Linked DNA regions of Homo sapiens: region 1 is linked to region 2. A link is a loop called in an ENCODE intact Hi-C map of the cell type or tissue named here. Cell type or tissue: OCI-LY7. All regions are shown on one strand. Links, peaks and the distances in the headings refer to the core of each region. The heading gives the core; the rest is flanking DNA. Region 1 has its middle 23 kb from the start of LINC02493. Region 2 has its middle 9.7 kb from the start of SNORA75B.

What was found. Hi-C counts contacts between places; a loop is a spot of excess contacts. Peaks named below come from ENCODE experiments on the same cell type or tissue, not always from the same donor. Only the 100,000 strongest peaks of a DNase experiment are listed, where the experiment ranks them.
Region 1: a loop joins it to region 2, with 2.3 times the contacts of the local background. A loop is called at or near these places in 1 of 110 quality-filtered maps.

The regions. Positions count from the first base shown.
Region 1 is chr4:17,202,406-17,215,090 of GRCh38, forward strand. No RefSeq gene overlaps it. Among named protein-coding and RNA genes, the nearest start is that of LINC02493, 23 kb to the left of the region's middle. In OCI-LY7, for the core only: no CTCF peak of the experiment used is centred there; a DNase peak (open chromatin) is centred at 4,846; H3K27ac peaks cover 591 bases.
Region 2 is chr4:17,304,821-17,317,505 of GRCh38, forward strand. No RefSeq gene overlaps it. Among named protein-coding and RNA genes, the nearest start is that of SNORA75B, 9.7 kb to the right of the region's middle. In OCI-LY7, for the core only: no CTCF peak of the experiment used is centred there; a DNase peak (open chromatin) is centred at 6,821; H3K27ac peaks cover 322 bases.

The DNA of each region.
Region 1 (12,685 bases), core at 1,756-9,755, 100 kb before region 2:
TCTCCCAGCCACAGCTCCTACATTCAGCACTTATTTATGGAGATGAATCTCTAAGAATGTGACAGCGAATTATAATTTATCAGCCAGGCAGAGCCCGTTGGTTTTATTTAATGATTCATGGGTATATCTCTAATTTTTTTAATCCAACATAATCAATCTTATAGCTGGCAGAAATTTCATCCCAAATTCTAACAGTAAGATATCTGTTAGGATCAATTTCAATTTTGTTCTGCATTTTTTATAAGATGGGCCAGGTGCTAGCCATTTCCACCATAGATACTTAAATTTCTCAAAATGTTATTTTATATTCAGCTATCTTAAGTATCAAGTTAATTTTTTTGTTCCACAAGTAATTTGAGAAACATTCAATGAAACAATTTAAAAATATCTCCCATGAATGTGAAATTCCATAGTAGATAAAAGCATAGTTTAAAAAATAAATCAAGACGATGTAATACAAAAGCACAAATACTGCAAACCAAAAAGAATAATCAGATCAATTATCCTTATTGTTTTTGGTGGAAAATTGTATTTTCTCTAATTGAGCCTCAAATTTGATTCTGAGCTTACCAGCAGCCAAAGGAAAAATGGAGACATAGTTAGATCATTCCCAAATATCAAACTGTAATAGTTCTTTAAAAATTTAATTTTTTCATGACACTAGATATATAATGAGTATATAGGGAGTTCTGAGCATCATAGTAGAATATCTTCCTTGTCAACATTCCTTTAAGTAATACATTTGCAAGATCCTTTTAACTGTTTTTATAGTATATTTCAATATACACCAAAATAACTGAAAAGTTATAATTAACAATAGTTTCATTAAAGACATTCTGTGAGAGGCTGAGTAATATGTTGCAAGTACATGGCCTTTCTATGATTCAATTTGATCCTAGGACAAAGTTTTAAATATCTTGATAAATTCTTAGACTATGAATTCTTCAGATAATCTGTTTATTTCTTCTCTCAGGCTTTTGACAGTGTTTCATGGTCTTTCATTCAATTCTTTCAACAACCTGAGGTAATACTCTTATTTTCACTAAGTTACATGTAAGGAAGTAGAAGCTCAGGGAATGAAATGTTTCACTGATGGTCAAACAGCAAGTAAATGTCTTGGAAGAGACTTAAACACAGGTGCTCTGATTCCAGATTTTAAAACTGCATTTATTAAGCACCTATTGTGATTAGGCAGTGCTCTAGGGGATGGGGGTAGTTGACTAAAATATAATTCCTGCTCTCAAAGAACTAGTAGAAAAAACAGATACACAAAAATATCATTTTATACAATTCAGCCAATGCTCTTTGCTTTCATTATACCAAGGATGCAAAACCAGTACTCATGGAGTAGTAATTTTGGCCATATAAGATTGTTGGATAGGAACAAACATTTCCGAACAACTCTCTCAGATCATGGTCTAAATTGTGTGATACACTATTGCTAAAAACTCCATAAATATTGAAAGAAACACAGATGAAAAGGACGGGAGGAGTGATTGCTTCATGCAGTTACTGAGCCTCTTTTGGAAAAATCAGAAGGAAGAGGGAAAAACATTCCATTTATTCCCAGGATGATCATAACTAATTTGTATGGTTATTCTTGGCCATACTAAGAAAATAGCATTTGGTGACAAAATGTGGTTCTGAGGATGAAAAGCTTTCAAAGTCAGATGAGACTATCTTGGTTCAAATATTTCAAATTCTGAGAAGTAAACCATTTGGTTGGTGGTGGTGCTAGTGGTGACTTTACTTAAAATGACAAATTCCTGAATGCCCTACCCTAGAAGTGGCTCAGTAGGACCTGGATGACCATCTGTGAGGAAAGTCAGAAAGGTTGACTTGGCATTAATCATGTTTCACTCATAGATAATGAAATTATCTTGGAAATCAAATCTCACATAAACTCAACATATAAAATAGATGAAAGGGGAGTTACTCTAGTTGACTGAATCCAGGGTAAGGGGAGGAGGTCCACCCACACCGTGCCTTGTCACTTTCTCACTGACCACACCTCCAGGTGATCAGTGGAAGCACTATTCGAAAAAAAAAAAAAAATGGTGGGACTGGTCCTCCCAGTTCAAAGGGTCACAGATCCTAGGATGTTACAAAATAATAGACAATGGTGACTTTCCCTCAAATGGCTGCTGCAGATGTTAGCAGCCTTTAGGGAAGTAATAATAATTTACATTTCTGGGTCTTTTCTAGCTGGCCACTTCAGTGGTTCAAACTCAGACAAAGTAGACAGACTCTGGGAGCAATGATTAAAAAGAAAATAAAAAAACAGCTCACAGTAATGACTCCTCCCAAGAAAATACCTAGCAATCTTTCAGCTACAGTAACAGTAATCCCAAACCCACTACAGCATCTAATTGAAATATTGATTCTTCAGTTAGATCTCTAACTTAAAATTCCAGAGCAGAGAGCTCCCCACCACATACACCCCTTCACAGAATCACCGCACAGAGCACATAGTGTTTCCTTCACATTAAGCTTCCCCAGGCTTTCATTTCAATTAGTCATAAAAAAAAATCAAGAAGTAAAGTATTGTCGGAAAGATTCCAGTCAGTATTTTATTGCCTGAAACAGTTCTCAAGATTAACCATTTCATAGCAGAACGGGAGTTCTGCAAAAAGAGCAATGCCTTTGTTTACAGGTAGGACACTAAGGATAAAGTAAACAAAGTCTACTTTCCTGTCAGTGACTTATCCAACATGTTTGCATTACACAATCTCATCTGTGACATTAAAATTTAAACAAGCACTCAATTTGTGCCAAGAAATTACCACAAATCCAGCTTTTGCTATCCTTGTATTTTCATTTAGATTCTAAGAGCAACAAAACCCCTTGATGTTATTATCTCCTATGAATACTAATTATCTCACTACAACTGTGTGTCTGCTAATCTTCCAGAAATAATGTGAGAATTACTGGGATGCGATAGGAGCAGAATGGAATTAGAAACCTATTTTGTGAATTTGTCAAAACTACCAGCTTTCTAAGAGTGGTAAAAGCACACATCCAGAAATTCTTTCATAAAAGGACAAATTACCGCAATGAAGATAAATGATGATTCTTAATGGCTCACTTTGAGTACAGATGAGTTGCTAGGTCAGGGCCAGCATTCTGTGAGTTCTTTTATCCTTACAATAAGTTTATTTCACAGAACCTAGTATTTTCATCTCAGAGCACCAGCTTCAACTCCAGATAAGACCTGGTTTTAATCATGCCTAATGGTTCTGGTTCCTAGGAGAATAAGCATGAAGGTGAAAATCTCCTCTCCAGCAGGGAGGGGAATAAGCTTGTTCTGGGGACGAGGACCTAATCTGCCCCTCTAAAAGCAGGAAAATATTTATCACAGCACAGTGTCTGACACGTTGTTGGTCTCAAATATTTGTAATTAGAAATTCTGAATGAAGGTGTTACTGTGCTTTGCTTATCCAGAGCTGAAAACAATATACTCATGAACTGTTGTGCTTGAAGGAACCTTTGCTGTCTTCTCCTTAGGTTGCCCCATTTTGCAGTGGTAACTGAGACTGCAAGCAAGTAAGAAACTGAGGCATAGTAGGTGAATGGGTCTGCCACAGGAATACATGTGGTCACATCGGGCAAACCAGAATGATACTGTGTTTATTTCCTGAAACTCTGATCAATGCTCTTTCCTCTACTGCAAAATCCAAAATCCTACAGCATCTCTGTATTAGTCCATTCTCAGGCTACTATGAAGAAATACCCAAGACTGGGAAATTTCTAACGAAAAGAGGTTTAATTGATTCATAGTTCCTCATGGCTGGGAAGGCCTCAGGAAACTTGCAGTCATGGCAGAAAGGGAAGCAAACATGTCCTTCTTCACAAAGCAGCAGGAGAGAGCAGTGCCAATCAAAGGGAGAAAAGCCTCTTATAAAACCATCAGATCTCGTGAGGACTCACTCACTATCATGAGAACAGCATGGAGGTAACTGCCCCATGATGTAATTACCTCCCACCACTTCCCTCCCATGACACGTGGGGATTATGGGAACTACAATTCAAGATGAGATTTGGGTGTGGACACAGCTGAATCATATCACCTTCAAAACCAAGTGTCAGGCATTTCTCTAAGTCATTTTCTTTCCCTACCCTTGGTTCACTGCAGTGGTCTGGGTACTGTCACCTTTTTCTGGACCCTGACCACAGGCAGGGTTTCTCTAATCCCAGTCTTGCCCACTCTGATCTCTTCAAATGACTCTCAACTTCAACTAGGCTCTAAAGACCATTTTATCTATTTCATCACTGAAACCTTTCCTCATATTTTTGATCTACAGAACTGCTGAACTGCTCACGGTGTAAAGGTGTATACATACACACGCGTTCACACACACACGCGTTCACACACACACACACACATTCTATGTCAGTTCACCCATGACTTTATCTTTGTGGTCTCCCTTTCCTGGACCCTCCCTCCCATCCATCTGACTGGTTCCATTCCGTGCCTTTGCAGGCACCTCTCAAGCCTGCTCCTCTTCCTCCACACTCCACAGCAGGCTTGGATTAGGAACCTCTACTCTCTGATCTCATGTTCCCAGGTATCTGTTGGTATCTGCACTAAATTTAGATATATTACATAAAACCCTCACGTGATTTTCCAGATTCAGTTGGGCTTTGTTTCTCCCAATTACTTTAACCAATGAACATGCAGGCATTGCGTGAAAACCATGTCTGTTGACTTATAAATATTGACACGAATAGATGACAGGTAGTTAGGAAGTGTTTACACAGCCTTCGTGTAATTTCTAGGCATCTATTACTCCATCTCTTTTTCAGTTCAGTGAATTATTTTGAATATAGCACCTGTGCTCCTTCTGATTCTCACAGAATTAGAACAGAAACTTCTGAAATAATTTTACTTCTGCCTTTCAAAACCTGATATTAGTGGTGAGCAACCATGTGTTTTTCTTTAAAGAGTTCTATCATTGGGCCCATAAAATGCTGTATCTGAGAAGAATGAAATTCTTAATTGTGTTTGTGGTGAGATATATGAATAAATAAATAGAATGCATTAATATTTTATTAATAGTTATGGCTATCTTCTAGAATGGTGTGTGCTATGCCAAGTGCAGCTGGTTGTATTTTAAGTATCTTTTTATATGTCTGTTTCCCACACTTAGTTCCAGGCTAATTGCCTGATTCAGATTGTGTGGCCAGAACCCAGCACAGTATCTGGCACATGATAAAAACTCAATACTTTTTGAATGAAACATTTATGTAGTCCTAAATTCTCTGTGGAACCTTGGCTAGCTTTCACCACTTTCCCTAATATTCCTTAAAAAAAAAGTCAGTTCACGCTTAAATTCTAGTCATACTATATCACGAAAAGAGGTTTGCCCCCTATAACTTCTACTCATTGCCTATATCTGCCCTCTAATATTAAAACAGACCAACCGTGACCTCTACTTTAGATCTTTTAAAACCATGATTGCATCTCTGCCAAATTTGCATTCCTCCAAGCTAACATTTACTTGTTCTTCAATCATTTTCAGACACTATCATCAGGGCTTAACTCCTCTAAGTAAACCCTCCAGGTGGTCAATCTCCCACTGAAGATGTGCCATCCAAACTGCACACAGCATTGCCCAGAACATCTGGCCAGATCACAGTTTAGTGAGGTTGTCACCTCCTTTGACGTTGATGGCATACCTTTGTTAATGAGGCCCAAGTGTGTTACTATTACTAATAGCTAAAACTATAATCATGATGACTCCACACCAACTCTTTCTCTGTTCCCTGTTTAAGAAGATGCATCCCTCCTATTCTTGAAAATTTAGGGTTAATTCCTCCCACTTGGACTCCTAATCCTGTCTCACTGTGCCTTTTTGAGGATCTTACACCATCACCTATAACCCCTCTTACTTTCAATGTAATCTCTCTCTTAACTACAGTTGCTTCCTGGTAGCTTCAAACATGCTTGATATGGTTTGGCTGTGTCCCCACCCAAATCTTATCTTGAACTGTAGCTCCCATAATCCCAACCTGTCATGGGAGGGACCCTGTGGGAGGTAATTGAATAATGGGGGTGGGTGTTTCCCATGTTGTTCTCATGACAGTGAATAAGTCTCATGAGATCTGATGGTTTTATAAAGGGCAGTTCTCCTGCACATGCTCTCTTGCCTGCTGTCATGTAAGATGTGCCTTTGCTCCTCCTTCACCTTCTGCCATGATTGTGAGGCCTCCCCAGCCATGTGGAACTGTGAGTCCATTAAACCTCTTTTTCTTTATAAATTACCCAGTCTTGGATATGTCCTCATAGCAGTGTGAGAATGAACTAACACAGTGCTCAAGTTCCTCTCATCTTAAAAACTACATATCAACCCTCAATATTGTGTTTCCACCCTCTCCACTTCTCTCACAGTCTCATACCAAGGTCATGAATAACTTTACTTTTACCAAATCCAAAGCCTTCAGTTTTTACTTATTTGCTCCATTCGACACTATTCACAACTCCTCCTCTTTAAAACATTTTCTTTTCCCAGGTCCTGTGACATTTCTCCTTCTGGTTTTTCTTCTATCTCTGGCCACACATTCCCATCTTCCAGTATGGGTTGCTCTTCATTCACCCTTCAAATGTCTCCATCTCTCAGGCCTGTATCTTCAGCCTCTTCTCTTCTCACCTACGTATTCTCTCTGAAATTTGCCATCACCTTTCATGATTTCAATTACCATGGAAAACAGAATGTCTCTTTCAAATTCTACTTCCATTGCAAACTTTTCTCCTAAGCTTTAGAGTTAAAGGAGAAAGTGAAAGTGTACTCCCTACTCATCATTTGCGAGTAGGACTATCCCTACTGGTGGATATTCCACACATCTCTCAAACTCAACATTGGCAAACTGAACTCCACATTCTCTGCTTCTCCCTCCTCCACGTGTCCTTCTTACCTCTCTGAATGCCAAGATCAACCACCTGGTGTGCTGCAGGATGCACACAGGTGAGATGAGTTGTAGACAAATGAACTGATTTGTTGAGTGTGTGGAACTCATGGCCATTAGGCAAGAGTTTTCTTTTTCCTACATCACTGCCGTCAACCGCTCCTGGTTAGGCCTCCCGTGCTTGCCCTTGGACCACATTTCATGGCATACTGCATGTATTCCGAAAGACTTTTTAGTTAGAAGAGCAATCTCCTGGAGTTCTCTGTGATTCACTTTCACATATTTAAAAGTCTAGTCTTTTTAAAATCAAAACTTTACCATTATCTGTAGCAAACTAACACAGGAACAGAAAACCAAATACCGCATGTTCTCACATTCAAGTGGGAGCTGAATGAAGAGAATGCATGGATAAAGAGGGGAACAACACACATAGGACCCTTCAAAGGGTTGGGGGTGGGAGGAGGGAGAGGATCTGAAAAAACAACCTATGAGTAGTAGGCTTAATATCTGGGTGATAAAATAATTGGTACAACAAACCTCCATGACACAAGTTTATCTATGTAATAAACCTGTACTTGTACCCCTGAACTTAATATAAAAGTTAACAATTAAAATTTAAAAAATTAAATGAAAACTCCAACTTCTCACTCAGTGTAAATCTTCTCCCTGCCCTGAATCATGCCTCACATCAAGCCTGACCTGTGGACCAGAGACCTATCCCCAGGGAGAGAGACAAGGCATGGTCTTCTCTTTTTTTATTTTGTCGGTCTCTTGCTCTGTGGCTTCTGTGTTTCACTCTCTTCATCTGGAAGAAGTGCCTTTAAGTCACAGAGTGACTCCAAGCCAGTAACTACCATGATTTGGCCTCCCTTTTTTTTAAAAAAATGAAGCAGTTGCAGGAAATTAAATCTAAGGGCCCTTCCAAATCTAATACTGCAAGATTCTAAGATTCTCTTTCTCTGGTGAATAACAATTCATTTGTCCACATTGCCTTGATTATTTTTGAATTCCTAGATTTCCTGCTCATCTAAAAGCTGAGTTTAAAAAACTGGGGCTGTATTAGGCATGTTTTTAAGTAAAAGCAATATATGAAGAGGCTGTGTTTCCAAAGAGTAACATCAGCAAAATGTCTTATTAACATTCTCATCTCTTCCAACGTGGCTGAGGCTAATGCAACATTTTTCATTTCATGTCACAAGTGGGCCATATATATATTTTAAATCATGATCACACTTCAGGCAAGTAGGTCTACAGCCTTACAATGCCCAGTAAGTGCTTCATTTACCCCTGAAGTGATAATCCACAGTTGCATCAAAACACTTTTTTTCAAATTTCTTGACTGTCATGTAATAGTCTAGTTGTTTTGAAACCATCCTCTAGTCTATAATATATGTATGCTTTTGGCTTACAAACATGAGAGTGATGTCGTTGATCAAACTTTTGTCAGCAGCTGTATGGTTTCAGATGAAACTCTTGCTATCTTGGTGTTTTCTCTAATACCTTAAATCACAATTTTCTATGTTGGAACATAATTCACTCAAGGTGACAGCAATCACAAATTATAAAATTGTGTATTAATCTGTGTGGGAAATATTTTTAATGTAATTTTCATGGGAATAATGTATGTACATAGTTTAAAAGCACAAATAACTGGTTCCCTATTCTATCTCTCCCTACAAATTTAAGACTTCCCTGTGGCAACATTTTTTTAAGTCTTCTAAGTATTTCTTCTGGTATTTAATGAAATATTTCTAAATAATATCTTATACCACTCATTCTTGATTGTTCGACTTCATACGTTACTTTTTCGCTTCTGACTTAGGATATAGGTTTGGATACTGTAACAGACAATAAAATGACAGTGCCTTAAAATAAAGAATGGTTTTTCTTCGTAACAGATGGCAGAGCATCAAGTTAGAAGGACCCTTAATCACCTGATCTAAGGCAGGCTATCACCATGACCACAATTCATCCAATGGGATGGGGAGACGAGAATGGGAGCTTGTTGCTTCCCTTTAAGAATATAACCCAGGTACTTGGGAGGCTGAGGCAGGAGAATGGTGTGAGCTCGGGAGGCGGAGCTTGCAGTGAGCCGAGATCGCGCCACTGCACTCCAGCCTGGGCGACAGACCGAGACTCCATCTCAAAAAAAAAAAAAGAATATAACTCAGGAAATGTATGGATTATTTCCACTTATATCTTATTGTTTAGAACTTAGTGTAATGGCCCCATCTCACTGCAGGTGAGGTTGGGAACTCTGGTCCTTACAGTGAGAAGCCATACTATTAGCTAAGATTCTCTTACTATGAAAGAAAAAAACATATATTACTGAGAAACTATTTTTCTTCACAATTTTCTATTTTGAAAAAAGAGTATTTTACCCTTGTAAATAATCCCCACTAGCGTGTGCATGCACACACACACACACATCAACTCACTTTGCATCCCTGTCCTCCTAACATAACTATTGTATCTCAATTTTGGTTAAATCAGTATTTGATGTTTACATTACAAAATACTATTTACAAGTGGATCACATAATGTATTTCCTCCTTGCACATCAGGAGATGTATAGTATCTCCATCATATCTCTACTCGTATTGGTTAGCTATTTCTTCAGTAAAGCTCAATTGCCTTAAAAGGTTACCATTAATTTCATGGATCTGCAGGCTTGACTCTGCACCATGTGTATCTCATTTTCCTCCCAGGACCAGCCAGCTAGTGGGCTTTACATGGTGATTATAGAAGCAAGAGAAAGAAATAAGAAACACAAATCCCTTGAGACCTAGAATGAGAGCTGGCAACTCCTACTTCAACCCGCATGCCATATGCCCAAGGAAGTCGCATGGGCAAGCTCAAAGCCAAGCTCCCCCACCATAAGAGTGTGCCAATGATGTGTCTGCAAAAAGGGGAGGAGAATTCGAGACAAATAATTTAATCTATCACACCGAGAAGGTTCGATTCTGCTGCTCAATCCAATGGCTGCTCTTCAGGTCTGCTATGTACTGCTCATGATGAATTTTCCGATACTTACTAAGGAAATGTCTTCACATTCAACCTGTTTCCAGAATCCCATGTCTTCCTTTTCCAAAGATTACTCCCTTTTTTATGGGTGCCTATATATCCTTGGCTGTCTTTCATATTTAAAACTGAAGTGAGAAATGCTATTGTCAGCTCTGTGGGTATTGAAGGTTTCACATGAGGGCACAGGGCAAAAGACTCAGCCCTTTGACAGGGGCACTCCCAAATGTCATTATTCATAAGTACTTTTCTCTTAAGTTATCAATTTACCTCAAAGAATAATTTTTCAAACTTTAATCTGGGGGAAGGTGATAGCTGGCAACATTTTCAAAGCTGAGATGGGAAACTGTGATGTCTTCATTAAGTAACTTATTATTTTTGAGACCAATTCTCACTCTGTCACCCAGGCTGGAGTGCAATGGTGCCATCTCAGCTCACTGAAACCTCCACCTCCCAGGTTCAAGTGATTATCATGCCTCAGCCTCCCAAGTAGCTGGGATTATAGGTGCGTGCCACCACACTTGGCTAATTTATGTATTTTTTAGTAGAGATGGGGTTTCACCATGGTGGCTAGGCTGGTCTCGAATTCCTGGCCTCAAATGGTCCACCTGCCTCGGTCTCCCAAAGTGCTGGGATTACAAGTGTGAGCCACTGTGTATGGCCTCACTTAGTAACTTCTAAAGGATGATTTAGGGAAAGGAAAATGATTCCAGAAGGGAGGTCTAAGATGCAAAAAAAGAATAGTAGGTAGGCATATCTAAAATGTAAAGATGAAATACAATGGTAAATAGTTTTCGGCAATGCCCCAGTTCTTCTATTCTTAAGTATACAACCTAGATGACATGAATCGATATGGTTTGGCTGTGTGCCCCCCGATATCTCATCTTGAATTGTAATCCCCATAATATCCACATGTCGAGGGAGAAACTGGGTGGGAGGTGATTAGATCATGGGGCTGTTCCCCCATGTTGTACTCATGATAGTGAGTGAGCTCTCACAAGATCTGATGCTTTTATAAGTGTTTGACAGTTCCTCCTTCACATGTTCACACTCTCTTGCCACCTTGTGAAGAAGGTGCCTGCTTCCCCTTTTGCCATGATTATAACTTTCCTGAGTCCTCCCTAGCCATGTGGAACTGTAAGTCAATTAAGCCTCTTTCTTTCATAAATTACCCAGTCTCTGGCAGTTCTTCATAGCAGTGTGAAAACTAATACATGAATCCTCCCAAAAGCATTGTTCATAATAGAAAAACTGGAGAAACTACCTATTGGCAAGAAAATAGATAACAAATCATGATCTCACTCAATGGAATATTATATAGCCATGGATAGGAATAAAATGCAGCTACAAAAAGCAATGTGTTTTCTGGAAAATATAATGTTGAGTTTTTTTAAAAAGCAAGTCCTAAAGCAGTATAACATTATTAAATATATCCACAAAGTTAGTTAACCTTTGTTAAAAATTTTTAAATTTAAAATGTTTCTATTGTTGCTGCAATCCAACAAATTTTTCTATTTTTCTATTGTTGCTGCAATTCAACAAATTTTTCTGTTTTTCTATTGTTGCTGCAATTCAACAAAGTTTTCAGATAAAAACAAGTAACAAACAAAAAACATCAGAAGTGGTTCCCTCTGAGGAGGAAATAGAGGAGAAGAGGATAGAGAAAAAGTACGTAACAATTTACAGGTAATGCAAAAGCCATACACTTGATGATGGGTATATGGATGTTCATCAATTGTCATGTTTTATAACATGGTGTATTATTCTGTTTTCATGATGCCAAAAAAGACATATCTGAGACTGGGCAATTTACAAAAGAGGTTTAATGCACTTACAGTTTCACATGGCTGCGAAGGCCTCAGAATCATGGTGGAAGGCAATGAGGAGCAATTAACATCTTATGTGCATGGCAGCAGGCAAAGAGAGAGCTTGTGCAGGGAACCCCCCATTTTTAAAACCCTCAGATCTTGTGAGACCCATTCACCATCACAAGAATAGCACAGGAAAGACCTGTCCCCATAATTCAGTCATCTCCCACCAGGTTCCTCCCACAACATGTGGGAATTATGGGAGCCACCAGGTGAGATTTGGGTTAGGACACAGAGCCAAACCATATAATTCCACCCTTGGCCCCTCCCAAATCTCATATCTTTACATTTTAAAACCAATTATGCCTTCCCAACAGTCCCCAAAGTCTCAACTCATTTCAGCATTAACTCAAAAGTCCAGAGTTCAAAGTCTCATCTAAGACAAGGCAAGTCCCTTCTGCCTATAAACCTGTAAAATCAAAAACAAGTTAGTTACTTCCTAGATACAATAGGGGTACAGGAATTGGGTAAATACAGCAATTCCAAATGGGAGAAACTGACGAAAACAAAGGAGCTACAGGCCCCCAAGAAGGGACAGGCCCTGCAAGTCCAAACTCCAGCAGGGCAGTCAAATCTTAAAGCTCCAAAATGATCTCCTTGAATCCACGTCTCACATCCAGATCACCCTGATGCAAGAGGAGGGTTCCCATGGTCCTGGGCAGCTCTATCCCTATGGCTTTGCAGGGTACAGCCTCCCTTCTGGCTGTCTTCAAGCCCTGGCATTGAGTGTCTGTGGCTTTTCCAGGCACACGGTGCAAACTGTTGGTGGATCTACCATTCTGGGATCTGAAGGATGGTGGCCATCTTCTCACAGCTCTACTAGGCAGTGCTGCAGCAGGGACTCTGTGTGGGGGCTCTGACTCCACATTTCCCTTCTGTACTGCCCTATCAAA
Region 2 (12,685 bases), core at 2,935-10,934:
TCCTCCATGAAATATGAAAAGAAGTTCTTAGGGAGAAGGAAAATTATAATAATCAAAACCTCAGCTCTACATAAAGAAAGGAAAGGAGCCAGAAAAGGAATAAATTAAGGTAATGTAAAATCTTTGATTATTTTCTTATTCTTTTTTTAAATAGAATCAGGGCATGCACATGGTGGTTTGTTATATGGATATATTGCCTACTGGTGGAGTTTGGGCTTCTAGTGTACCCATCACCTGAATAGTAAACATTGTACCCAATAGGTAATTTCTCAACCCTCAACCACCCCCACCTCTCCCCTTTTGGAGTCTCCAGTGTCTATTATTTCCTTTTGTATGTCCATGTGTACCCACTGTTTAGCTCCCACTTATGAATGAGAACATGCAGTAGTTGATTTTCTGTTTCCGAGTTATTTCACCTAGAATAATGAACTCCGGCTTCCTCCACGTTGCTGCAAAAGACATGATTTCATTCTTTTTTGTGACTGCATAGCATTCCATTGTCTATATATATTAAAGTTTCTTTATCTAATCCACCATTGGTGGACACTTAGGTGGATTCTATGACTTTGTTATTGTGAATAGTGCTGCAATAAACATATATATATATAATATTTTTCCTTTAGGTAGATATTCAATACTAGAGTCGCTGGATCAAATGTTAACTCTATTTTTAGTTCATTGAAAAATCTTCATACTGCTTTCCATAGAGGTTGTACTAATTTACATTCCCACCAACAGGGTATAAGCATTCCCTCTCCTCTGCATCTTCGCCAGCATCTGCTGTTTTTTGACTCTGTGGCCATTATTAAAGAGTCAAGAAACAACAGATGCTGGCGAGGCTGTGGAGAAAAGCAATGCTTTTACAGTCTTAGTGGGAATGTAAATTAGTTCAATCATTGTGGAAGACAGTGTGGCAATTCCTCAAAGACCTAAAGCCAGAAATACCATTTGGCCTAGCAATTCCATTACTGAACATATACCCAAAGGAATATAAATCATTCTATTATAAAGATACATGCATGCGTATGTTCATTGCAGCACTATTCACAATAGCAAAGACATGGAGTCAACCCAAATTCCCATCAATGATAGACTGGATAAAGAAAATGTGCTACATATACACCATGGAATACTATGCAGCCACAAAAAGGAATGAGACTATGTCTTTTGCGGGGACATGGAGGGAGCCAGAAGCCATTATCCTCAGCAACTAATGCAGGAACAGAAAACCAAACACTGCATGTTCTCACTTTTAAGTGGGAGCTGAACAATGAGAAGACATGGGCACAGAGAGGGAAACACATACTGGGGCCTGTAGGCGGTAAGGTGCAGGAGGATGGAGAGCATCAGGATAAACAGCTAACACATGGAGGGCTTAATACCTAGCTGATGGGTTGATAGGTGCAGCAAACCACCATGGCCCACAATTAACTATGTAGCAAACCTGCACATCCTGCATATGTATCCAGGGACTTAAAATAAAATAAATTATAATAACAGCCAATTCTGGCTGGTATGAGATGGCATCTCATTGTGGTTTTGATTTGCATTTATCTGATAATTGGTGATGTTGTTTTTATATATTTTTGAGAACTTGTATGCCTTCTTCTGATAAATGTTTGTCATGTCCTTTGCCCACTTTTTAATGGAGTTATTTGTTTTTTTCTCATTGAGTTGAGTTTCTTGTATATTCTGGATGTTTGTCCTTTATCAGATACATAGTTTGGAAGTATTTTCTCCCATTCTGTAGCTTGTGTGTTTACTCTGTTGATTATTTCCTTTGCTGTGCAGTAGCTTTTTAGTTTAATGAAGTCTCATTTGTCTATTTTTGTTTTCGTTGCATTCGCTTTTGAGGTCTTAGTCATAAATTCTTTGCCTAGGCCAATGTCCTGAAGAGTTTTTCCTAGATTTTCTTATAGGATTTTTATAGTTTCCAGTCTAGCCAGAGCAATCAGGCAAGAGAAAGAAATAAAAGGCATCGAAATTGGAAAAGAGAAAATCAAATTATCTCTGGTCACTGATGACATGACCTTATACACAGACAAACATAAAGACCCCTCCAAAAGACTACTAGACTTGATAAATTACTGAAGTAAAGTTTCAGGACAGAAAATCAACAGGATACAAAAATCAGTAGCATTTCTATACGTCAATAATGTTCAAGCTGAGAACCAAATCAGGAGTTCATCTCTTTACAATAACCACAAAAAAAAAACTAGGTAAGAGATCTCTACAAAGAGAACTACAAAAAAAAACTGATGAAAGAAATCATAGATGACAGAAACAAATGGAAAAATATATCATGCTTATGGAGTGGAAGAATCAATAATATTAAAAACAACCATATTTCCCAAAGCAATATACAGATTCAATGCAATACCTATCAAACAGCCAATGTTTTTTTCACAGAATTAGAAAATATCATTCTAAAATTCATACAAAACCAAAAAAGAGCCCAAATAGCCAAAGCAGTCTTAAGCAAAAAGAAAAAAGCTAGAGACATCACATTACCTAACTTCAAATTATACTACAAGGCTATAGTAACCAAAACAGCATGGTAGTGGTATAAAAATAGACACATAGATCAATGGAACAGAATATAGAACCCAAAAATAAAGCCACATACTTACCACCAACTGATCCTCAACAAAGTTGACAAAACTATACAATGAGGAAAGGACATATTACTCATTAAACGGTACTGGGAAAATTGGATAGCCATATGCAAAAGAATGAAATTGGAGCCTTATCTCTCACCATATACAAAAATTAATTCAAGATGGATTAAAGACTGAAATGTAAGACCTGGAACTATTTTTTCTTATTCTTAACTGATCAAATAGAAAACTGTTCAAAGTAATAACAATGTGTTGTGTGATTATAGGATATGCATACGTGAAATGAGTGAAAGCAATGCTATAGGATGGGAGAGAGAAATTGAGAGTGTGCTGTTATATGATACCTATGTTACCTATGAAGCAATATAGAGTTACTTAAAAGAGACTTAGGTGCATTGTAAATGTGTACTGCAAACGCTAGGCCAGCTACTACAAAAAAGTTTTAGTACAATTGAAGTATAATTGATAAGTTATGAGTGGAGAGAAAATGGAATGGTATAAAATGTTCAATTAAAACCAGAGAAGGCAGAAAAAGAGAAGAAAAAAGAAACAAAAAAAAGTACAACAAAAAGAAAATGATGATAAACATGGCAGACAGTAATTCAACTATATCAATTATCACTTTACATATAAATTGGCTTAAACATGCCAATTAAAGGACAGAGATTGTAATTGTTTTTTTAAAAAAATGATAAAAAAAGACCTTATTGTCTACAAGAAACTCATTTTAAACACAAAGGCACAGACAGGTTAAAAGAAAAGTGGTAGAGAAAAATATATCCTGTTAACATTAGTCAAAGAAAGCTGGAGTCATTAGATTAATTTCAGAAAAAAAGTCTCCATCTATTGTCAAAAAGTGTGGGTTGCATACTGAGGGTTAAAACTACCTCTGGCTGAGAGGCACTAGCTTAACCCACCAGCATCTCTTGCCAGAACACCTTCAGTAACTCTTTAATTGGTTCTGTTATGTATACTCTTGGTCTTTAACATTTGATTCTACACTGCAGCAAGAATGATCTTTTAAAATTCAAATCTCATCTGGGCACGGTGGCTCACACCTGTAATCCCAGCACTTTGGGAGGCAGCGACGGGCAGATCACTTGGGGCCAGGAGTTCAAGACCAGCCTGGCCAACATGACAAAATCCTATCTCCACTAAAAATACAAAAATTAGCCAGGCATGGTGGCACATGCCTATAATCCCAACCACTTGAGAGGCTGAGGCACAAGAATTGCTTGAACCCAGGAGGCAGGGGTTGCAGTGAGCCAGGATCTCACCTCCAGCCTGGGTGACAGAGCAAGACTGTGTTAAGAAAACAAAACAAAAGAAAACAAAACAAACAACAACAACAAAAAAAAAAACACTCAAATCTCATGTAATCCTGTTGCTTAAAACCATCAATGTCTTTCCTCTATTTTTAAGACAAAAGTCCAAATTTGGTAATGTGTCCATAAGGCTCTGCATGTTCTGACCCTGGCACCTTCTCCAGCTGCACTTAATGTCATCCCTGCTTTGCTCTGCACACTCCAGCCTCATTGACCCTCTTTCTGTTCCTTGAACTCAGTCCGTTTCTTTCCACACCAGGGTCTTCACAAATGCTGTTCCCTCTGCTGGAATTCGCCCCCACTACCACTTACTGCCTCCTTGCCTAGATAACTGAGCTTCAGACACCACCTTAAAAGTTTACTTTCTCTAGTTCAATTCTGGTTCCCTTCTACAATTTCCTAGCACCTGCTACTGCTCATTATAGCACTTATCAAAACCACACTTCATCAGTTAATGTAAAAATATTAGTTTTACATTTGTTCTCCCTGTTAGATTATAACAGGGATTTTGTCCCTCTTGTTCACATGACCAACATAGCTCTCAAAACATAATAGGCCCTCAGTACATACTTAATAAATGAATACATGAATTGAAGAATGAATATCTTTGTAAATATAATTTTAGGACTGCATAGTAGTCAATCTAGGTTATGATAAAAATTTATCTAGCCATTCTTCTGCTCATGACCATTTAGATTGTTTTCAAATATTTACTAAAAATAGAGAGGCATAAAAAAATAAAATATTATTCAAATGCATAGTGTCAAAATTTCTCTTAGGAGAAAAACTTTAAGGGGAAATCCCTTATTAAGAGCTTGGGGTTACACTGAGATTCCAAGGGGTATATGGCAACTGGCCCCCAAAACTTCAAGAAAGCGTTTACTGCACTTACTGAAACAAGAAGATGAATTTTCTCATTGTTCTAGAGAGGCAGAGTGAAAGACATAGCATGGAGGAGAGATGAGAGGGAGAGAGAGAAAGAGAGAGAGACAGAGAAACAGGCAAGGGCAGGATGTGGTGGTAGGTGCTGAGTGGGGACAGGTCAGGAGAGGATCCCTAGTGACATGGTGACCAAACCAATCCAGGAGAACAGAACAGTGCAGGGAATATGTCCCCACAAATCTTGTCTCTTAAATAACACTTTTGTTGGGTTGTTTGTGTGTGTGTGTGTGTGTGTTTTTACCCCAGAATAGATGAAGAGGCTAGATCCCATATCTGAAAGACATGTAAGAAACTGAATTAACTCAAGATGGATTAAAGATTTAAATGTAAAACCTCAGACTGAAAATTTTAGAAAAATAAAACAGGAAATACCAATCTGAACAATCAGACTTGAGAAAAAAATTCTGACTGAGTCCTCAAAAGCAATTGCAACAAAAACAAAAAATGACAAGTGAGACCTAATTAAACTAAAGGGCTTCTGAACATCAAAAGAAACTACCAACAGAGTAAATAGACAACCTACAGAATGGGAGAAAATAGTTGCAAACTGTGCAGCTCACAATGGTCTATATTCAGAATCTATAAGGAATTTAAACAACTCAACAAGTAAAAAAAACAAATAACCTTATTAAAAAGTGGGCAAAAGAATAGATACTTCTCAAAAGAAGACATACAAGTAGCCAACAAACACATGAAAAAATGCTCAACATCGTTAGTCATCAGAGAACTGAAAACCAAAACCACAATGAGATACCTACCATCTCATGCCACTCAAAATGGCTATTATTAAAAAGTCAGAAAACAACAGATGTTGGTGAGGCTGCAAGGAAAGGGGAATGCTTATACACTGTTGGTGAAAATGTAAATTAGCTCAGCCACTGTGAAAAGCAGTTTGGAGATTATTCAAAGAACTAAAAAGAGAACATTTGACCCAGCAATCCCATTACTGGATATATATATCCAAAAAAAAATAAATCATGTGATATATATATATATATATAATGGAATACCACTTAGCCATAAAAAGGAATGAAATAATGGTATTTGCAGCAATCTGGATAGAGCTGGAGACCATTATTCTAAATGAAGTAACTCAGGAATGGAAAACCAAAGATCATATGTTCTCACTTATAAGTGAGACCTAAGCTATGAGGACACAAAGGCATAAGAATGATACAGTGGACTTTGGGGACTCAAGGGGAAGTGCAGGAGGTGGGTGAAGGATAAAAGACTACACATTGGGTAGAGTGTACACTGCTTGGGTGATGGGTGCACCAAAATCTTCGAAATCACCACTAAAGAACTCATCCATGTAACCAAACACCACCTGTTCCCCAAAAACTATTGAAATTAAAAAAAAAATAAATCATTCTAACAAAAAGACACATGCATACACTCATATGTTTATCACCATACTGTTCACAATAGCAAAGACATGGAATCAATCCAGATGCCCATCAACAGTGGATTGGATAAAGAAAATACAGTCTATATACACTATGGAATACTACTCAGCCATAAAAGGAAATGAAATAATGTCTTTTGCAGCAAGTTAGATGGAGCTGGAAGCCATTATCCTCAGTGAACTAATGCAGGAACAGAAAACCAAATATCATGTCTCACTTATAAGTGGGAGCTAAACTTTGGGTACTTACGGACACAAAGATGGGAACAATAGACACTGGGGACTACTAAAGGGGAAAGGGAGGAAGAGGGGCAAGTGTTGAAAAACTAACAATTGGGTACTACACTCACTACCTGGGTGATGGAATCAATCATACCCCAAAACTCAGAATCACAAAATATACCCAGGCAACAAACCTGCACATGTAGCCCCGACTCTAAAATTAAAAAGTTGAAATTGAAATTTTTTAAAAAACGGAAGCTGCATGAAAAGAAACAGGAAGCAGGAACCAAACAACAAGACATAAGAGGTTACTCAGATCTCCAAGAGGCAACGCAAGGGGGATCCACCCTTTCTCTGTTTCCCTATTTCTCTCTCTCTCTCTCTCTCTCTCTCTCTCTCTCTCTATATATATATATATATATATATATATATATATATATACACACACACACACACATACACATATATAGATGTATATATGTATATATACTATATATACACACATATAATATGTGCATGTGCAGGTGTGTCTATCTATCTTTGTCTCTTTTTTCCTTTCTGAGGGGAGCAAGGGTATATTCAAGGTTGTCTCCTTTAGGATAAATTTATAAATACGGAATTACTGGGTTAAAGGTTAGCCACACATTTAAGGTAAAAATGATTTTTAGTAATTTATATTTCTTTTTATTCAGTAGGAATTTGAAAGAATAAAACATTCCTTGTCCTTACAAATAGTTGTCTTCAATTACAAGTTCCAGCACCTTCTGGTTGAAAGTCATCTCTCTTCTACTCTAAAACTGTACATATCATGAGTGCTTAATCAATGAATATTGAAATAAATTCCTAGCACTCCTAGTCCTGAAAACTAGCCATTTTTCTATGGGCATATTCCCCCTATCTCCAAGAACACTGCAATATGTCTTAATTTTTCGGGATCAGTTCCTTCATCCTCTGATTTACAAATATCTTGAGTCTTCAAAATTGTGTTGGGTATTTTGAATCTTGGTTCTGTGAATTTTCCAATTCTGTTGATGTCCTGGTTTTTTTGGTGTTGTTTGTTTGTCTGTTTGTTTTGAGACGGAGTCTCTCTCTGACCCCAGGCTGGAGTACAATGACATGATCTCAGCTCACTGCAACCTCTGCCTCCCGGGTTCAAGCTATTCTCCTGCCTCAGCCTCCTCATTAGCTGGGACTATAGGCACACCCCACCATGCCTGGCTAATTTTTGTATTTTTAGTAGAGACGGGATTTCACCATGTTGGCCAGGATGGTCTCCATCTCCTCACCTCATGATCCACCCACCTCGGCCTCCCAAAGTGCTGGGATTACAGGCATGAGCCACCACACCTGGCCAATGTCCTGTTTTTTTAAAGGATTTTGACACACATACTCCTGATTAGCATAGTAAACTCAAAATAATTACTAAATCTTTCTGAAATTCAAGCAAGATATTGCTTGTGCTTAGTTTTTAATAATGCAAAATTGTTTTGAGCCAGTACTCCTTTTTTAAACTAATTTGATTCTCCTCTTTAATATGCTACATTAAAAATCTAGCCAATATCAAAATTAGCCATATAGCTGATAAAAGAAAATAATAATAATTAGAATCATAATTTCAGAATTTGTCTAGAAGGCTTTTTCTCTCTTTTCTTTTTCCAGATTTATTAAGGTATAATTGAAAAATGAAAATTGTACATATTTACAGTGTACAATGTGACGTTCTGACATACGTGTACATTGTAAAATGTTTAAATCAAGCTAACTAACATACGCATCAACTCACATACTTATTTTTTGCACTGAGAACATTTTAGAGCTATTCTCTTAGCAATTTTCAAGTATACAAGACAGTATTATTAAGTATAGTCACCATGCTGTACAATAGATCTCCAGAACTTATTCATCCTGTCTACCTGAAACTTTGTAACACTTCACCAATATCTCCTTATCTCCCACTCCAAGTCCTGGCAACCACCATTCTGCTGGCAGCTTCTATGAGTTGGACATTTTAGATTCCACATATGTGAGATCACGCAGTATTTGTCTTTCTGTGCCTGGCTTGTTTCATTTAGTATAATGTCCTCCAGTTCATCCATGGTGTCACAATGACAGGACATCCTTTGTTTTTAAGGCTGAATAGTATTCCAGCGTGTATTTATACCTCATTTCCTTTATCCATTCATCCATCAATGGACACTTAGGTTGTTTCCATGTCTTTCCATTGTGAATAATACTGCAATGAACACAGGAGTGCAGATATCTCATCAACATACTAATTTCATTTCCTTTGAATATATATTCAGTAGTGAAATTGCTGGGTCATATGGTAGTTTTATTTTTAATTTTTTGAGGAACCTCAATGCTCTTTTCCATAGAGGCTATACTAATTTACATTCCCACTGACAGTATACAAGGGTTCCCTTTTCTCCACATCCTTGCCAATACTTGTTATCTTTTGTCTTTTTGATCATAGCACTTCTAACAGGTGTTAGGTGATATCTCATTATGGTTTAATTTGCATTTCCCTGATGATTAGTGATGCTGAGCATTTTTTCAAATGCCCATTGGCCATTTGTATGTCTTCTTTTGAAAAATGTCTATTCAGGTCCTTTGCCCATTTTTTAACTGAGCTATTGGTTCTCTTGCTTAACAGCCATTTTCTTTAGACCCTGTTGGCCCACATAAAAAAAAGAAATAGGCAGATCTAAGACAAAAAGTTAATCTGTAATAATCCACCAAATAGCTACTTCATGCACTCTTTATACCTTTAATTTTTTTCTATCAAAGTTATTCTCTTTCTGCAATTGGTCACTTCTAATATATTTATGGTTGGGTTAGAGTCTGACCATATAACGTTTTTAAGCGCATAGCAATGCCACCTTTAAAAAGTTATCCTACAGTTATAGTCTCACAAAAATACAGTTTATTGGGGCTTTGTTTCTAATATCAAAAGATGGGAAACTATGTAAATCTCTAACATTAGTGGGCTACTTAAATAAATCATGGAACATGAACAAAATAGAGGATCTTGCAGCCAATAAAAAAGAATGAGATCTATCTATGCATGCCAATATAAAATAAATTCTATGGTGCATTTTAAGACAGAGTCTCACTCTGTTGCCCAGGCTGGAGCGCAGTGGCGCCATCTCGGCTCACTGCAAGCTCCGCCTCCCGGGTTCACGCCATTCTCCTGCTCCAGCCTCCCGAGTAGCTGGGACTATAGGCGCCTGCCACCACGCCCGGCTAATTTTTTGTATTTTTCGTAGAGATGGGGTTTCACCACGTTAGCCAGGATGGTCTCGATCTCCTGACCTCGTGATCTGCCCACCTCAGCCTCCCAAAGTGATGGGATTACAGGCGTGAGCCACCATGCCCGGCCTCTATGGTATATTTTAAATGAACAAAGCAAACTGCAAAACATTGTGTATAATATGCATTTTGTATGCTTAAAATATCTCTACTTGGCTACAAAAGAAAGTCATAGTTGTTGCTTCTAAGGAAGGCAGTGGGAGACATGGTTCCGACATGTAAGGAAAACTTACTGTTCATTGAACTTTAATTTTTTTTTTTTAGACAGAGCCTTGTTCTGTCATTCAGGCTGGAGTGCAGTGGCATGCTTATGGCTCACTGCAGCCTCAGCCTCCTGGGTTCAAACAATCCTCCCACCTCAGCCTCCCTAGTAGCTGGGACTACAGGGGTACACCACCACACCTGGCTAAATTTTGCATTTTTTGTAGAGATAAGGTTGCCCAGGCTGAAATATTTTAATTTTTTACAATGAGCATATATTAATTTTTAGTTAAACATAGACAATCAAATGGGAAGGGGGAGGGCTTTGGTTCTGTATTTCATGAAACCAGTCAAAATCACTATCACTTTTGGCTAATGGTAATCAACTCAAATTGCAAATTAGCAATTAATTTATCTCTGAATCTATCGGCAGGATTTCAACATCTCACCAAATCTTACTAAGAGTTTTAACCATATGCCAAACAGTTATTTCCTCGGTCATTCATTCATTGCACCATTCAATTCATACTAACCGTGGGCATGCACAATGCCAGATGCCATGCTGGGACACAGGAACACAGCAGTGAGCAAGAAAAGGAATTCGTTGTTACCTCTTTGAGCTTAGAGTCTAGCAGGAAAGACCAACCTTCCTACTAAGTAACTGGAGAAATGTTGAAGAGCATTGTAAGAGTACTTGAAGGGATGCTTACACAATCTATGTATTGGAAAGACCTCTGAGGAAAGGACATTTAGCTGATACCTCTAGTTAACCAGGTGACTGGTGAGAGAGCATGTTCTAAGAAGAGATGGGCAGATGGTGCCACCTCAAGGGTAAAACAGAGCTCTACCTGGCAGATTGAAAGCTGTCAGGACCAATGGAGCCTCAAGTTCAGATAAATGAATGGGGATACCACCAGGGAGCAGATCCTAGGGGACTTGAGCAAGGTTGAGGACCCTGGACCTCACTTTAATGACAGGAAGAACCACAGCAGGATTTTAAGCAGGTGTGTTAATCTCCTAGGGCCACTGTAACAAATTAACCACAAACCAAGTGGCTTAATACAACAGAAAAGCATTTTCTAATAGTCCTGAGGGCCAGAAGTCTGAAACAAAGGTATGGTGAGGGCCGTGCTCCCTCTGAAAGCTCGAGAGGAGAATCCCTCCTAGCCTCTTCCTAGCTTCTGCTGGCTGTCAGCAATCTTTGGTGTTCCTTGACTTATAGACACATCACTCCAAACCCTCCCTCTGTCATCAGATGGCCTTCTCTCTGTAGGTATCTCTGTCCAAATCTCTCTCTTGTAAAACCACCAGTCACAGTGAATTTCAGAGCCACCATGATCCACTATGACTTTATTATTAAGTTGATTACATCCAAAAAGACCCTATTTCCAAAAAGTCATATTCCCAGGTTCCACATGGAAGTGAATTTTGGAGGGACCCAATTTAACCCAGTACAGCGAGGACACAATATAATCTGATTTGCATTTTATAAAAACTATTCCAAGGATAAAGAGGGAAAAGATAGGGAGGGAGCGAGACTGCAAAGATAAAGATTAACTTCATATACATCTTTATTATTTTTGAATTAGGAGATTCATTTTGAGGCCCGAGCTACATACACATCAGACGTTGAGCTAAGAGCTGTTTCCATGATATCTCATTCTGTCCTCAAACTGCCCTGTGAAGATAGTCAGAGATGTGACTTTACCTGTCCATGGTCACACAGCAGTGCCTCAAACCCAGATCTGGTGGGCTCTAGAGCCTGTATGGTTTCCATCCTCCCAGGCTGAAAACTAAACACATTCTCAAGGCAATGAGACTCCTTTGACATAGATTTCCAGGAGATGGAAAATACTGTACACTGGCATGGTTTTAAGCACACTTCAAATTCTTTATGCAAAGCCAGGGCAAAAGGTGAATAGTTAACATATCCTAAAGAGCAGTCATGTTGTAATGCAAAGGAATCTGAGGGTTCCAATCACACTGTACCATGTCCAGTGATTCAACACTAGGTCAGAAATATTCTTTTTAAAAAGAGACCTATGTAAAATCCGTGCTTCACAAACACAAGCCCATATTAAAAGAAGCCTGCTTTTTATAAAATGAAGAAACTTGAAGCTATCATCTGAAAAACTCAGATACAGAAATGAATACAGAGGAAAAAAGAGGTAATTGGTGGGAATTATTTGGACTGATAGCTGATATTGATCAGAAACAGACTGTGGGTCTTCTCCCTCTTTCCTGCTTTACCTCCATAGTCCACAATTGTAAAGGTGGGTTGAAATTTTAAGAAACAACAATGAAGACCAAGGTTATTCTCTCTTGTGCTCAGTAGTTTTTAAGGGGTCAAATGAGTATTGTGGGTGTAGGTTACAGCTTCTGTCACTTATCACAATTTTGTCATCTCAAGGTCTGAACAAGGGAGCACCCAACTCTCAATTTCCTCTTTTTTGTTCCATGGCTTTTTCCTGCAATATTAAAACAGAAATGAAAGAAGGAAGAAAGGAGGGAAGGAAGGAAGGAATGGAGGAAGAGAGGAAGAAAGAGAGGAAAGGATGAAGGAGAGAATGAAACTTGAAAAAAGTACATGTGAATCCAAAAAGGGAGGAGAAAACAACGATTATTCTGATATGTATTACTAGTTTAAAAATGGAACTGTAAAT